Regions from separate parts of the Homo sapiens genome. Here region 1 is linked to region 2. Evidence: read pairs that join two places in POLR2A ChIA-PET (ENCODE). Cell type or tissue: HepG2. All regions are shown on one strand. Each heading gives the region's core, and the rest is flanking DNA. Links, peaks and the distances in the headings are about the cores only. Region 1 overlaps ATP5F1C (ATP synthase F1 subunit gamma). Region 2 overlaps ITIH2 (inter-alpha-trypsin inhibitor heavy chain 2).

Region 1 (8,322 bases), core at 1-8,000, 79 kb before region 2:
CAAATCTCTCCATTCTATATGCCAAAAAATATGTATCATAGAAAAACTACTTACCAGCACTTGCAACGGTATTAAGGGAAAAGATGGGCTTTTCTTCTGTCTTATAGGAGATGACAGACCTAGAATTGACAAAAACAAATGTAAATCTCAAAATAATTTTTAAACTGTTATTTCAAAATATGAACAAAAGCATGAACATAAAAAAGCTTTGATTTCTAAATCTGTCTTGCCTGAATTTATTAAAGATGATGGAGCCTTCATCAAATTCATATCCAGAATTTAGTAATTCAAGGGCAATGACTGACGCATCTCCAAAAGTGGGGGGCTTTCTTCCCACTTCTTTGAATGCCACCAGAAACTGGTCAGAATGAGTCCTATAAGAAAAGCAAGAGCTCACATAGCTAGTTTAATAAGATTTCTGCTGAAAGAGCACAGGGGACAGGCAGGAGAAAACATTGTCACCATGGATCAGGTCTTTTGGGGTATGGGTGGTGGTGATTTCCTGAGTTGTTCCACACACTATCATCATTCCTTTCCTTCAGCACCTGCAAAGAACTAAGAACTAAAAATGAGGTCTGTTTTATATTCTTTTCCCCTTTATTCCTCTCCTTCTAATCCTAATGAACTATTGCTAACATTTCCAGGCTGTAACAGCTCCTCAGATGCCTCATTTGGCTTAATGCTGATAGCTTTTGATATTCACATGGCATTCAACTTATGATCCGGATGAAGAAGCAAAGGTAGAAAACAGGGGAAGGAAAACAGAAATGTTCCAATATATCCTGGAAAAAAGAAAAAGGAAACAAACACCCCCTTGTGAATATACCAAAAAAGGCCCTGAAGAATATACCTTGTTATTGATGAAGGTTTTGAGAGTTTGTCAAAACTTTTGAGAGAAGATTTATTCGTGCTTACATCTTTATGAAAATAAACAATATATATTTAAATTACCTATAAAGTATGCCTCTGATTTTGTCACCAATTCCAACAAGCATAACTTCTTTCCCAGCTGCTGTTAGTGTAGCAACCTCGCTTTTCATCTGTTTAGCAATGGAGGAATGAATAGCACCACACAGTCCTCGATCTGAGGACACACCAATAAGGAGGTGTTTCTTCTTGTCTTCAGGCCCCTTGATATCAGCTTTTTCATACAGAGCTTAAAAACAAACAAAAGCAGTAATTTTTTTATATGCAATACACTAAATACAATAAATCTCTAATTTACAAAGCAGTTGGTTATTTCCAAAATACGCATTTAAATTTAGCTGGCAACTGCCTAGTGTAAGCAGGTGTTCTTAGGACAGCTGTAAGCTGAGGCCGGGCACAGTGGCTCACGCCTGTAATCCCAGCACTTTGGGAGGCCGAGGTGGGCGGATCACCTGAGGTCAGGAGTTTGAGACCGGCCTGGCCAACGTAGTGAAATCCCGTCTCTATTAAAAATATAAAAATTGGCTGGGCACGGTGGCTCACGTCTGTAATCCCAGCACTTTGGGAGGCCAAGGCGGGCGGATCACAAGGTCACGATATCAAGACCACGGTGAAACCCCGTCTCTACTAAAAAATACAAAAAAATTAGCCAGGCGTGGTGGCGGGCGCCTGTAGCCCCAGCTACTTGGGAGGCTGAGGCAGGAGAATGGCGTGAACCCGGGAGGCAGAGCTTGCAGCAAGCTGAGATTATGCCACTGCACTCCATCCCGGGAGACAGAGCTAGACTCCGACTCAGAAAAAAAAAATACAAAAATTAGCCAGGTGTGATGGTGGGGGCCTGTTAATCCCAGCTACTGGGGAGGCTGAGGCAGGAGAATCGCTTGAGCCTGGGAGGGGGAGGTTGTAGTGAGCTGAGATTGCACCATTGCACTCTAGCCTGGGCAACAGAATGAGACTCCATCTCAAAAAAAAACACAAAAAGAAAACAAACAAAAAACAACAACAAAACACACACACACACATAAAAAAACAAAGGACAGCTGTCAGTTGAGATACTGAGGATTTGGTAGATAAATAGGGGGTTCACTGCATGATCTTCTTTACTATCAAATATGCATAAATCTTCCTTAAGTTAAAAATTCTTTTAGATAGCCTCAACTCAGGATAAGACAGCATGATCATAAAAAAGTTAAGAGAAAGAATGTAATTACAAGTTAAAATAGAAACTTCTTTCCCATTTCCAGCTCTTTACAACTTTATTTCCAAGATGAATTCATAATCAAACAAGTATAAAAGCATCTAAAAACACAATATAAATTCTTTTTAAACTGTCATATCTCATCTCTTTTCCATTAAGAAGACTAATTAAGGATGGATTACATAAATTTCTGAAGGAAAAATGTCTTCATGCTTTTGAAAAGATAAGAATGGTGATTAAGTATCTTGAAAATGGAGGTTCTCAGCTGCTTTTCCTGCTTCAACATCGTTCGGATTCTCAAAACACCATCATGAGTCATATCCATGACCACAAGGCCAGCTCTCCACTGCACTGCCCCTCACCCGCCCCCGCTGCAGTCCTAAAATGCCACACTACAAGGTCATAGGATGAAATTAAGCCCTTACATCTAACGCACGGTTTCCAAGTTCTTCTGATGGTATACTTAACAACTGGGAACATTTCAGAATATTTTAAAAGTTAACATGGTCACGTATAATGGCTAACAAATACACAGACTCGACACCAAACCACATAGGTCCAAACAGAGGCTCTTCATCCTTTTATATGTGATCTTAGGCAAGTTACTTAACTTCTGTGTGCTTCAGTTTTTCTCACTGGAAAGCAGGGATTCTAACAGTCCCTACCTGTACTACCTACACGGGTTGTTATCATTACGTGTCAAGTGGATGTAGATGAAAAATAAGTACATGGCAAGTGCTCAGATAGGCTTGACATCACTGTAAGCTCTAAATGTAAGTCATCAGTAGTCTTCCTTGTGTGAAACAGTTCTTCCTAATTTGTGAATTACACTCTTCCCTTACCTAAAGATCCCAATCCATATATTCGAGCTGGTTTCAGCTCTCTCTCAGCTCGGGCATATTTTGCTGCCGCTACCATTTTCATAGACTTGGTAATTTTCTGGATGTTTTTGATGGACTTTAGTCTCCTGGTGACTGAAAAATAGAAGTACTGTGTTAAGACAAAGGAATTACAGTATAACTTCCTTGTGAATTTATTGACATATTTTTCTGAAGTGCAAGGCAGAATAATGAGCGCTTAGATAAACAATAAACAGCACGATGCTAAACCAGTCTTAATATTAGAACTAGTACTAATAGCCGGGCACGGTGGCTCACGCCTGTAATCCCAGCACTTTGGGAGGCTGAGGTGGGCGGATCACGAGGTCAGGAGATCAAGACCATCTTGGCTAACACGGTGAAACCCCGTCTCCACTAAAAATACAAAAAATTAGCCGAGCGTGGTGGCGGGCGCCTGTAGTCCCAGCTACTCGGGAGGCTGAGGCAGGAGAACGGCGTGAACCCGGGAGGCGGAGCTTGCAGTGAGCCGAGATGGCGCCACTGCACTCCAGCCTGGGTGATAGAATGAGGCTCCATCTCCAAAAAAAAAAAATAGAAATAGTACTAATAAAAGGAAGGCAAAACTAGCTACTACTTAGGACAAGCAAATGGCAACATAAGACAATAATATACATTTAAAACATTAAATGGTATTGAAAGTTGCCTTAACCACATATTCCATAACATTATTTATATATAACATGATTTACCCCTTCCCACACATACACCCACCTACACCAACACTGGTATAATTTTTTCTAGTTATATCATGATCATTCTACAAACAACAGAACATAGCTGTCTCAGGTGTCCTTTCTTACTGGTCTTTTCAGAACAAGTCCAATGTCCCAAACATACAATGGAAATCCATTTGGTCAGTTTTGATCAAATACACAATGGGCTAAAGCAGTATATTTTTGAAAGTATTTGTATTTGTCAAAATTTAGTTTTTCTCAATTCACATATTGAGACAAACAACATACTTACTATCTTTCAAAGTTGCCATATTTCGAACTTGAATCCTGAGGATAAAAGTTTTAAAAATGTTTCAGTTTTTTGAAAAATAGTTCCATTATACAAGAAAAACTTTCAGTTAATATATATTTATTTAAAGAATACCCCATAAAGAAACAATCTATCAAATACAGGACTCAGAATGTATATGAATAGACATATATTTAAATCCCTTAGTAGTGGCGCAAATCCCTGTATTGAAGGCCTCCTTTTATTTGGCCTGTCTGTACCACCACCTTCCCAGAAGTCAACATGCTCTATTGACTCACACATGCTCTAGTCCCACCTCCATATCTTTGCTTATCTTGTTTCCATGACAGAAAAGCCCCTCCCCTTGTTAAGCTGCCCAACTATACTTCGAATCAAGGCCAGCCACTCTAAAAATTTCCTTAGTTCACAGCAACCTCTTCCAGTAACAGAGTCAATGATATAGTCGAACATGACTACACGTGTAAAAGTAGTTTATATAAACTGATTCTTAACTTTTTCAATTTAGCTCAATAAACATTTACCAAGATGCTCTAAATTCCAGGCACTGGTAAACACGACATGGTCTCTGACATATTGTTACCTTGTAAACAAGGTTCATAAAAAATTACATTTACATAACATTTAGTATTTTTTTTCAAGTCTTTAAAATTGAAATGCTAATGTGCAGAAGTCAAAATGATTAGGCTTAAATGAAATGTTGGTGAAAGATGAATATGAGAGAATTCCTGGCCTAATGGGGGAAGACATGCTAAAAAATATTAGATGATCTTTCTGCCTTCAAATCCATACAAAGTGCCTGTGTTTGCAGGCAAAGCTACACAGGAGAACTGAGCATGATGAAATGTGTGCACAAAGTAGAGATGTGAGGAGGGGATTCTCGGGAACAGAATGTCATTTTAAGAGCATTCATGATCAGGAAAGAGTGAGAAATGGAGAAGGGGAAACTGGACACATGAGTTGGGTTTGTTACTTTAAATAATTAATATTTTTAAATATCAAAAAAAGCAAATTGGTTTAAATCTTATTTGTAGGTTAATAGGGAAATGAATGTTTATAAGCCCACAAATCAGTTTAGTATTTCAGCAAAGTATCTCACATGGCAGTGACAAGCGTAAAATGAGGTTGGAGTTTTGATGAACACAGAAGACATGGGGATGTAGGCTGCCACAGCCTCAGGAGAGACCTCAAGAACCTGGATGAAGATGCTGGCAAAGCAATAGGAGACTAGATTTGCAAGCATTTAACTTCTTCACATGTACATTCGTAGTAGAAAGGAAAGCAGTAAGAATGATCTAAGGTTTCTCTAATTGAATGACCTTGGTGGACAGTGACTAATATCTCTCATGAGCATAGGTTAGAGGCAAAAATCCTCAACAGTGTATTAGCAAATCAAATCCAACAATGTATTAAAAATAATTATACACCATCACTACGTGGGATTTACTCCAGGTATGCAAAGCTGGTTCAATATTAAAAAATCAAATAATATAATCTATTACGTCAACAGGTTAAAGAAAAAATCATACAATCAATAGGTGCAGAAAAAGCATCCAACAAAATCTAACACCCAGTCATGAAAAAGTCTCTCAGCAAACTAGGAATAGAGAACTTCCTCAACCTGCTAAAAAAAAAAAAAACAACACACAAAATCTCTGATTTAATGGGAGAGGCTAGGAGCTTTCCCCATAAGATTGCGAACAAGACAAGGAAATCCCCACTCATCACTCTTCTTCAGTATCATACTGGAAGTCTTAGCTAATGCAGTAAGACAAGAAAATAAGAGGCATAGAAATTTGAAGGGAAGGAATAAAACTGTTTTTGTTCATAGATGACATGATTATCTATGTAGAAAATCCCAAAGAATAAAAATAGCCCCTCCTAGAACCAATAAGCATTTATGACAAGGTTGCAGGATATAAGGTTAGTGTATATAAAAAGCTAGTTGCATTCCTCTGCAGCAGCCCTGAACTACTGGAGTATGAAGTTAAAAATGCCCGCACACAATTGTATGGTTAAAATGATAAACTTCATGTTCCATGTGTTTTACAATTTTAAAAATCCATTAGAATCTCAGCAAGTTTGATTTTAGTTGATATCTATTTTGTGGATATCAATAAACTGATTTTCAAGGTTATATAGGAAGGCCAAAGACCTAGAAAAGTCAAACAATATTGTCAGGACTGACACTACCTGACGTTAAGACCTCCTCTAAAGTTACAGTAATAAAAAAGCAAAAGCAATTCAAGGAAAAAAGGATATTCTTTTCAACAAACAAATGGCACTGGAACAACTGGACACTAATATGCAAAAATATTAATCTGTACAATGACTTTACAAATTTAATAAAAATTAACTTAAAATGAATCACAGGCCTAAATATAAAATGCCAAACCATAAAACTTCTACAAGATACCACAGGAGACAATCCAGGTGCCTTGGGTTTGGCAATGAGTTTTTAAACACAACACCAAAAGCATGATCCATGACAGAAAAAAATGAGTTGGGCTTTATTGAAATTTAGAACTTCTGTCCTGTGAAAAATACTGTGAAGAGAATGAAAAGTCAATCCACAGGCTGGGAGAAAATATTTCTAAAACTCATCTCTGATAAAGGACTTGTATCCAAAACAAACAACTCTTAAAATGCAATAAGAGAACAAACAACCCAAATAAAAAAAATGGGCAAAAGATCTGGAAACTTCACCAAAGAAGATCAACAGATGGCAGGGCCAGGTGCGGTGGCTCACGCCTATAATCCCAGCACTTTGGGAGGCCGAGGCAGGCGGATCACGAGGTCAGGAGTTCCGAGACCAGCCTGACCAACATGGTGAAACCCCGTCTCTACTAAAAATACAAAAAATTAGCCAGGCGTGCTGGTGGGCACCTGTAATCCCAGCTACTCAGGAGGCTGAGGCAGAAGAATCGCTTGAACCCAGGAGGTGGAGGTTGTGGTGAGCAGAGATCGTGCCATTGCATTCCACCTGGATGACAGAGCAAGACTCTGTCTCAAAAAACAAAAACAAAAACCAACCAGATGGCAAAAAGCACATAAGATGATGCTCAGTATCATGTCATTAGAGAACTGCAAGTTAAAACAGTAAGATATCACTACACACCTGCAAGAATGGATAAAACCCAAGAAACTGACCAGCAAATGATGATGAGGATGTGGAGCAAAAGGAACTCTCATTGATGGCTGGCAGAATGTAAAATAGTACACAGCCACTTGGGAAGATGTTCTGGTAGCTTTTTACAAACCTAAACCTAGTCTTAACTTACCCAACTGAGATGAAATGTTATGTCCACATAAAACCTACACAAGAGCATGTAAAGCAGCTTCATTCATGATGCCAAAAGTTGGAAGCAACCCAGATGTCCTTCAATACATGAATGGATAATCTAACTCTGATACATCCATACAATGGACTATTATTCACCAAAACCACAAAGGAGCTATTAAGTTATAAAAAGGCATGGAGAAACCTTAAGTGCATACTGCTAAGGGAGAGAAGGCCATCTGAAAAAAAGCAAATACTGTATGATTCTGGCTATGTGACATGCCAGAAAAGCCGAGGATCTAGCAATAGTTGAGAGAAGTGGTTGTCAGGGTTTTGGGGAGAGTAGAGGAGGGATTTTTAGGGCAGTGAAGCTCTTTGGCATGATATTGTAATGGTGGATACATGTCATTATGCATTTGTCCAAATCCGTGGAACTGTATAACAAAAAGAGTGGATCTTTGTTTTTTGCGGTTTGAAGACAGGGTCTCACTCCCCTCACCCAGGCTATAGTGCAGTGGTGTGATCATGGCTTCCTGCAGTCTCAACTTCCTGGGCTCAGGTGATTCTCCCACTACAGCACGAAAAATATTAGGTTTGGTTTTAAGAATGAATCTACTAAAGGAAAAGATAAAAGCTGGCAAATCCTGACAAGCTCTGTTATTTCAGAGCACAAACTACCTGCCATGACTGTTCTACTACAACAGCTTTTCATAATCACACTTGAAAAGTAATACCAGTTTTTGGTCAACCTTCCTTTTTTGGTGTAGTAATGACTTTTCTCCCTGAACACAAAATTTATTGGTTATAACAAGTCACTCTTGGATATTATTGTTTTAGGCAGACACTTCAACTGACACAAGTTTCTAGTCAGAGAATACCATATGGTATAAATTTGAATTGAATACCATATTTGGACAAACACAGAATGTTTTGGTTTCCTTAAGTACTCCAAGTCAGAGGTATGAAGAGGTAGCATCTTTTGTGATAATGCTACGCATTTGCCCTAATTTCATGTGTTTTAAAGCACTCTCATGTTT
Region 2 (8,314 bases), core at 1-8,000:
ACCTTTTTAGAAGAAAGCCGAAGAATTTCCTTCATCCCCTGTAGAAGGGCTGACTATGTGCTTTGGAAAGAGTTTGTGAAATGTTTTAATGCTCTTAGAGGAGTTTCTCCTTACAGGAGTCATAGTTGGTTATCGCTGGTCATTGAGGCAGAGAGCTGAACATGTCTTGCTATGGTTAATGAATGAAAATCTGCCATATAGGATGTGAAAGCTGTCCTTTAGCTACTGGTTAAGCAGGTGACTGACGGGGAAATGAGACTCAAAAAGGGACAATCTCTGGTCAAAATGGAAGGAAAGCACTGGGAGTGTTGTTCTGTGTATCCTGGGGAGGCCCTAGGCTCTACTTGGGGATCCCCATTTCTTCAACAGTGTCCTCAACACCAGCCTGCTTTTCTCTTCTCCAGAGCACAGAAGGAGAACAGAACCCACAATCCAGAGGCCCTGTGAATGCCTGGCAACACACAGGGCTCAGGGTACCTTCTGTTGTCCTTTAGAAATGACCGGAACACCATCGAAATGGCCTTCAAATGTGTCGGGAACATGAAGAAATCTCAGTCCCTGTGGTTCGATAACCCACACATCTACCTAGAGATGCAAGAGAAAATTACCCAAAGCATTAAAAGTCTTTAAAGTCTTTTTAAGCAAGAAGTAAAATTACAAATAAGTCCTCTGATGCTTTTCTCCTCCGCAGGTTTCCCGGGCACGACTCCACGATCTCTCCTGCAGGATCTGCAAGTTCCTGCGATGGGATTCATCTCACCACGGAGGCTTAACCCCCTTCTGTCGACTCAGAGCTCTCCTTCTGCTGCCTCACTCCCCCAGGAGTCGACTCCCTTCCTCATTCTATTCGAGTCTTTTTATTTATAAGAGCATTTGCATTGTTAGGGAAAAAAAGAATTCCTTCTTCTTTTTCCCTCATTGTTAAATAGCACTGCATCTACTCTGTAGACCTGTCAAAAGTAGACCATTTTCCCCAAATCTTGGGTTGTTTTATTTCTTCTCTGTCTTCTTGCTTTGAACAGACCTCATCTAGGGAAATCCCCTTTGGTGATTCTTGACCAAACCACAGTCATAGCTGCCATTTTTTTCTTTTTTAAATTTAATTCTATGATTTGTTTGTTTATATTTTTGTGTAATTATTTTGAAAAATCTGTATAAATTTAAGGAGTACAAATGCAGTTTGGTTACATGAATATATTGCACAGGGATGAAGCCCAGGCTTTTAGTGCAACTACCACCCAAGTAATGTACCTTGTACCCGTTGAGTAATTTCTCATCCCTCACCCCACTCCCACCCTCCCACACTTCTCCCAAGTCTCCCCACTCCCACCCTCCCACACTTCTCCCAAGTCTCCCCACTCCCACCCTCCCACACTTCTCCCAAGTCTCCCCACTCCCACCCTCCCACACTTCTCCCAAGTCTCCCCACTCCCACCCTCCCACACTTCTCCCAAGTCTCCCCACTCCCACCCTCCCACACTTCTCCCAAGTCTCCCCACTCCCACCCTCCCACACTTTCGAGTCTCCAATGTCTATCATTCCCCACCCTATGTCCCCGTGTACACATTATTCAGCTCTCTCTTATAAGTGAGAACCTGTGGTATTTGATTTTCTGTTTCTGAGTTACTTAGCTGCTATTTTTTCTTTTCTTTCTTTCTTTTTTTTTTTTTTTTTTTTTTTGAGACAGGGTCTCATTTTGCCATCCAGCCTGGAGTGCAGTGGCATGATCATAGCTAACTGCAGCCTCGATTTTTTAGGCTCAAGTTATCCTCCTGCCTCAGCCTCCCAAGTGGGTGGGACTACAGGGGAGCACCACCATGCCTGGCTAATTTATTTATTTATTTTCAGTAGAGGTGAGGTATCGCTGTGCTGCCCAGGCTGTCACTCAGTTTTTATTAATATTGTTATTATCAACAGTCTCAGTGATTGTCTCCTCCTAGGCTTAGATGCTAATCACATCTAACCATTGCTTCAAATTATTTACCACGGGATTCATGGCATTGAGGAAGAGAATGTGGGTTACTGACACTCATCCATCATCAGTAGTGGAAAAATGTCCAACAACACACTTAATTGTACAGAGCATCTTGGCCAAGTCACGTGCCCTGGATGGCGCTGCATTTGCCTGAAGGACGGGCATCTTTTTTCAATTCACGCAAAAGCACGGTATGTGCTAGGAGTGGCCCAGAAAAGAACTCAACAGCATAGACTCTGATAGTGAACTGATGCCAAACAGTGGGCATTATTGATCCCACGAGCAGCTTTTCAAATGGGAATTAAAGTTTCATCGTGATTAATTCATTCCCTTTCATCTCCCGTGTCTCCGGGCAATTCACAACCTGTCTGCTTTACTCTCCCATCTGCCGGGGGAGGGGCATGTTGGCCTCTGTACTCTCTTAGGTTTCCTCTTGCCTAGCTCTGCCTCTTACACTAAACAGTCATAGGATGTCACAAAGATTTGAGCAAAGAAAAGAGCAGTTTAGTCTTTATAGCAAGAGATGAAGATGACAGCAGAGGTGAGTTCAGATGGATAGTAATGCAGTGGATGACCGAGGCACTGCTCCCCTGCGGTGATGATGGCTGGGGTGGCAGGGAAGACAATCCACTTAACCTTCATCAAGCTCCTGTCATTGGCCACATATTACAGGAACAGGAAACCAAGTACTGCACATTCTCACTTCTAAGCAGGAGCTAAACATTGAGTACACATGGACACAAAGAAAGGAACAGTTGACACCAGGGCCTACTCGAGGGTGAGGGAGGGAGGAGAGAAAGGATCGGAAAACTACCTATCAGGTACTATGCTCATTACCTGGGTGGTGAAATCATCTGTACACCCAACCCCTGTGACATGGAATTTACCTGTGTAACAAACCTGCACATATGCCCCTGAACTTAAAAGTTAAAAAAAAAATAACTGAGAAACAAAAGTCTGTTACAGTACTCTTTTCATAGATGAGACAGCGAAGACTCAGGATAGCTGGTCCTTGAAGATTAGTGTCTTGGGTTGAATGGTGGCCTCCCCCCCTAAAGATGCGCCCAACCTCTGGAACCTGTGAATGTAGATTTATCTGGAAAAAGAGTCCTTGCAGATGCAATTAAGGATCTTGAGTTGAGATCATCCTGTACTACCTGGTGGACCCCAAATCTAATAGGTGTTCTTGTGAGAGAAAGGCAGAGGGGCATTTAAGATGCTCGGAGGAGGAGAGGATGCGACCGTGGAAGAAGAGATTGGAGTGATCTGACTACAAGGCCACAAGTCAAGGAAGGCTGGCAGCTGCCAGACAGCAGGAGAAGCAAGGAACGGGCTCTCCCCTGGAGCCTCCAGAGAGAGAGAGTGCAGCTCTGCAGACACCTTGACTTCAGACTTCCATGAGAGAATCAATTTCTGTTGTGTTAAGCTGTGGCGTTTGCTGTAACTTGTTATAGCAGACCTCAGAAACCACCATAATACGGCTGCTAAGGAGACCGAGAGCCATAAGGAAGTGGTGTGGCTGACTCCAAACCCACCATCTTTTCAATACATCCCACTGTCTTGTAGAGTTGAGTGGCATCCAACACCACAAGTGCTAGTGACAAGCAGAAAGTATAAATCAGGGTCAGAGACTATAAAAGGACAGTGTCACTGCCCACCCTACAGATCCAGGCTTACCTCTAAGTGTTTGGCCAGCCGTCCAGGTTGCAGATAGATCCTGTGCTCATAGGAGCCCAGCTTCCTCCACTTCACCTCCTGGTAGTGAAGTTCGAACTGCACCTTTGCTCCTGGGAGGACATTTACTTCCGTTCTGAAGTTTTCCATATCAAGAGCGCTGCTCCTAAAGGTGAAAGCCCCCAACAAAAGTCAACAGATACATGATTGAGCAGCAAGACCCAGAATCTAGGCAGAGGGCATGTAGAATTTCCTGGACCGTCCGTTCTGCTCAGTAGTTCATGAAAGTGAACAGTAGGTACACTAGAGATAAGTGCAGCTTCTAGATCAGTTGAATCCCAACAAGAGCTTCAGTCTCCTCTCCTACCCGATCTCCAGCTCCCAGAGCTTCTTACTGACTTGAGTGTTGTCTGCAAAAAACTACCAGGGATTGGCCCCTATCCTGGGCCAGGAATTTGACATCTATCATTGCTGATATAGCTGCTCTGCAATATGGAGATCATTACCCTGACTTTTCAGATGATAAAAAAATTAGGCTTGGGCTGGGTGTGGTGGTTCATGCCTGTAATCCCAGCACTTTGGGAGGCCGAGGCAGGCGGATCACGAGGTCAGGAGTTCGAGACCAGCCTGGCCAACATGGTGAAACCCCGTCTCTACTAAAAATACAAAAATTAGCTGGGCATGGTGGTGTGTTCCTGTAATCCCAGCTACTCAGGAGGCTGAGGCAGGAGAAATGCTTGAACCAGGACCCAGGAGGCAGAGGTTGCGTTGAGCCGAGATCACGCCATTGCACTCCAGTCTGGGTAACAAGAATGAAACTCTGTCTCAAAAAAAAAAAAAAAATAGGCTTGTAGAGGACCTGCTCAAGACCCCATGGCCAGTCCACTGTGGGATCAGAACTCACACCCAAGGTTGGGTGGTTCAAAGATAACACTCTTCCCATACTGCATTTGAGGCTCACTATAGGAGTTCTTGATATTTCTGAAGGTCTTCAGAAAGAAAAACTTTATTATTGCTCAAATTGAGTATGTTTCTCTTTTTTTTTTTTTTTTTTTTGAGCTGGGGTCTCGCTCTGCTGCCCAGGCTGTAGTGCAGTGGTGTGATCTCAGCTCACTGCAACCTCCGCCTCCAGGGCTCAAGCTATTCTCCTACCTCAGCATCCCGAGTAGCTGGGACTACAGGCATGCGCCACCATGCCCAGCTAATTTTTGTATTTTTAGTAGAGTCAGGGTTTCGCCATGTTGACCAGGCTGATCTCAAACTCCTGACCTCAGATGATCCACCCGCCTCCACTTCTGAAAGTGCTGGGATTATAGTCTGAGCCACTGCACCTGGCCTGAGTATGTTTTTCTATCATAAGGCCTTATTTTAGTCACATACATACTGAGTTCAATGTGATCATTGATCTTGAGGTGTTTATGGTTTAAAGAGAAAACAGCAGAATTATCAGTGCTGGTGATTCCAGCGTTAGGATAAACAGGGAATGATTTTTTAAATGAAATAAGTAAATACACTGGGCACAGAGGCTCATGCCTGTAATCCTAGCACTTTGGGAGGCTGAGGTGGGTGGGTCACTTGAGGTCAGGAGTTAACAGCCTGGCCAACATGGTGAAATCCTGTCTCTACTAAAAACGCAAAAATTAGCCGGGTGTGGTGGTGAGTGCCTGTAATCCTAGCTACTCAGGAGGCTGAGAGGGGAGAATTGCTTAGACCTGGGAGGTGGAGGTTGCAGTGAGCCCTGTCTCTCCTAAAAATACAAAAATTAGCCGGGCGTGGTGGTGGGTGCCTATAATCCCAGCTGCTCCGGAGGCTGAGGCAGGAAAATTGCTTAGACCTGGGAGGTGGAGGTTGTAGTGAGCCCTGTCTCTCCTAAAAATACAAAAATTAGCCAGGTGTGGTGGTGGGTGCCTATAATCCCAGCTGCTTGGGAGGCTGAGGCAGGAAAATTGCTTAGACCTGGGAGGTGGATGTTGCAGTGAGCGAGATCACGCCACTGCACTTCACTCTATCCAGGGTGATAGAGTGAAATTTCATTTCAAAAGAAAAGAAATAAATAAGTAAGCAAGGTGAGATGTTGCACAATCAGCCTAAGGGATTGGGGAGTTGTTGTGGATAGTCAGCTTGCGATATCAAATAATTGAAGAAAAAGATGAGCATGGCCTCGTGCAAAGCTTTGAGACAGAGCCTGCAGTGAGACACCGTGTTTACCTGAGGGTGCACTAGGATGGGAGCTCTGCGTTCCCTGCCGTATCTCCAGTGCCTAGAAGAGTTTCTGGTAGAAGTAAGTATTTGTGTGATGGATAAACAAATAAATGAATGGGTGATGTGGTCAAAATGATGGACAAAGATGGCAAAATGATTTTTTTTTTTTTGAGAAGGAATCTTGCTCTGTCACCAGGCTGGAATGCAGTGGCACAATGTCGACTCACTGCAACCTCCAACTCCCTGGTTCAAGCAATTCCCCTGCCTCAGCCTCCTGAGTAGCTGGGATTACAGGCACACGCCACCACGCCCAGCTAATTTACGTAATTTTAGTAGAGACGGGGTTTCACCATGTTGGCCAGGATGGTCTCGGTCTCCTGACCTCATGATCTGCCTGCCTCGACCTCCTAAAGTGCTGGGATTACAGGCGTGAGCCACCACGCCTGGCTGGCAAAATGATTCTTAAAGATAAAAGGACTGATTCACCTGCAGCAAGGCTAGAGGCATTTCCTCTGCTTGGAGCTTCTTCTCTCCATTCTCTACCTGGCTGAATTTTACTACAGTTGGTGCTCTGTATCCTCTGGGGTTTGGTTCCAGGATTCCCCAAGTATACCAAAATCCGGCGATGCCCAAGTCACTGTTATAAAACAGTATGGTGCAGTGGACCCTCCGTATCCACAGGTTTCATCCACAGTTGGTTGAATCTGAGAATGTGAAACCCATGAATACGAAGGCCAGCTGTAATCTACTTGGGCTCAGCTGACACATCAGTCCTCTGTGGGGATTTCCTGGACCCCCAGACAGGATGACACACTCGGCACTCGGAACTCCCATAGTGTTTTTTGTGTACCCTCTCTTCCGTATTAGCCCTTGCCCACTGCAGATATTGTTGTCACAGGTTCCTTGTCTGTCTCCTGCATGAGGCTGACGGTGTCCGCTTTTGTGTTGCTGCTGTCTCTGACAGAACTGGTACAGAGCTTGCATTTGATGCATTTTTGTTGAATGAACAAATGCATGAATGAAAGGAAAAGAACTTCAACTACAGGTGAGTTTGGGGATGTAAGAGAAGAGGAGAGGAGGAAAGAAACACGGCAGCATTTGGCCTAATAGTGAGCGTGGGCCAGGCACAGTGGCTCACGCCTGTAATCCCAGCAGTTTGGGAGGCCGAGGCGGGCGGATCACGAGGTCAGGAGATCGAGACCATCCTGGCCAACACGGTGAAACCCCGTCTCTACTGAAAAATACAAAAAATTAGCCGGGCATGGTGATGGGTGCCTGTAGTCCCAGCTACTCTGGAGGCTGAGGCAGGAGAATGGCGTGAACCCGGGGGGCGGAGCTTGCAGTGAGCCGAGATCGCACCACTGCACTCCAGCCTGGGCGACAGAGCGAGATTCCGTCTCAAAAAAAAAAAAAAAAAAAAAAAATAGTGAGTGTGCAGTGCAAGGAGTGAGAAGGTGAACATCCCTTTGAAGATTTTTTCCCTTTGAAGAGAAGCTACTTTTTGAGGGTGGCTTGGCATTCCCAGGTCTTACTTAGATTATAAGGGGAAAAAATAAACAAAGCCTAAGTGAAGTAACTGATGCTTAAGAAGACCCTATCGCAGCCCAGCATGGTGGTTTCAGCCCGTAATCCCAGTACTTTGGGAGGCTGACATGGGAGGATCGCTTGAGGCCAGCCTAGACAACAAAGCAAGGCCTTATCTCTACAAAAACTAAAAAAATTCGTCAGGCATGGTGGTGCACCCCAAGTCCCAGCTACTTGGGAGGCTGAGGCATTCCCGCTTGGGGCCAGGAGTTCGAGGTTGTAGTGAGCCGTGATCAAACCACTGCATTCCAGCCTGGGCAAAAAATTAAGACCTCATCTCAAACAACAACAACAACAACTACAATTAAAAAAAACCCCTTATCCCTACAAGTAGTCAGAATAAATCATTAAGGCAAATTTCAAACTTTTCCTTCTGCTTATATGTTAAGTTTCGTAACAAGATCACAAGATCACCAATATTTCTGTAGTTTCTCTCTTCACTCTTTAGAAAAAGCAGTGTTTATTTACAGAACATCCATCTACCTGCAAGACAGTGATGTAAGCACAACCAGCGTGGGATCACCCAAAACCCATTGGTTGAAGAGGGACCTTTAGGCGAATAGAAACTGCAGTGCCTAATTCTAACATCTGGCTCTGAGGAGGTTGCCATTGGCTCAGGTGCTGTGCCTTTCCAGAGGCTGCTTTGCTGCTGTGGGAAGGAAGTAGGAGAGGAAACCGTCATTGAGAGGCAAGGGCAAGCCTTGCTCACTCAGGCCTTACCTCACCAAGCCAGCCGTCTTGCCTTTTGCTCTGGCCTGTGCATAAAGAGCTCGGCCCACAGTTTTCTCCTTAATAGAGCTCCTAAATGTCTTGCCGTCCACAGTCCTAGAAAATGACAGAAGGTAACCAGTTGGTCAGAATAGTAATCTTTTTTTTTTT

What was found. Peaks named below come from ENCODE experiments on the same cell type or tissue, not always from the same donor. Only the 100,000 strongest peaks of a DNase experiment are listed, where the experiment ranks them.
Region 1: POLR2A ChIA-PET joins it to region 2 with 5 read pairs; 6 of 35 experiments call an interaction of 5 or more read pairs at or near these places.

Annotation. Positions count from the first base shown.
Region 1 is chr10:7,791,824-7,800,145 of GRCh38, reverse strand. ATP5F1C (ATP synthase F1 subunit gamma) reads right to left here. Exons shown (of 10, transcript NM_001001973.3): 2 at 3,991-4,025; 3 at 2,968-3,099; 4 at 952-1,156; 5 at 231-374; 6 at 55-119. LOC105376392 (a long non-coding RNA gene) reads left to right here. Exons shown (of 3, transcript XR_001747356.1): 3 at 645-715. Among named protein-coding and RNA genes, the nearest start is that of ATP5F1C, 7.8 kb to the right of the region's middle. In HepG2, for the core only: no CTCF peak of the experiment used is centred there; a DNase peak (open chromatin) is centred at 4,295.
Region 2 is chr10:7,713,127-7,721,440 of GRCh38, reverse strand. ITIH2 (inter-alpha-trypsin inhibitor heavy chain 2) reads right to left here. Exons shown (of 21, transcript NM_002216.3): 5 at 8,156-8,260; 6 at 3,653-3,815; 7 at 478-585. Among named protein-coding and RNA genes, the nearest start is that of ITIH2, 14 kb to the right of the region's middle. In HepG2, for the core only: no CTCF peak of the experiment used is centred there; no DNase peak of the experiment used is centred there.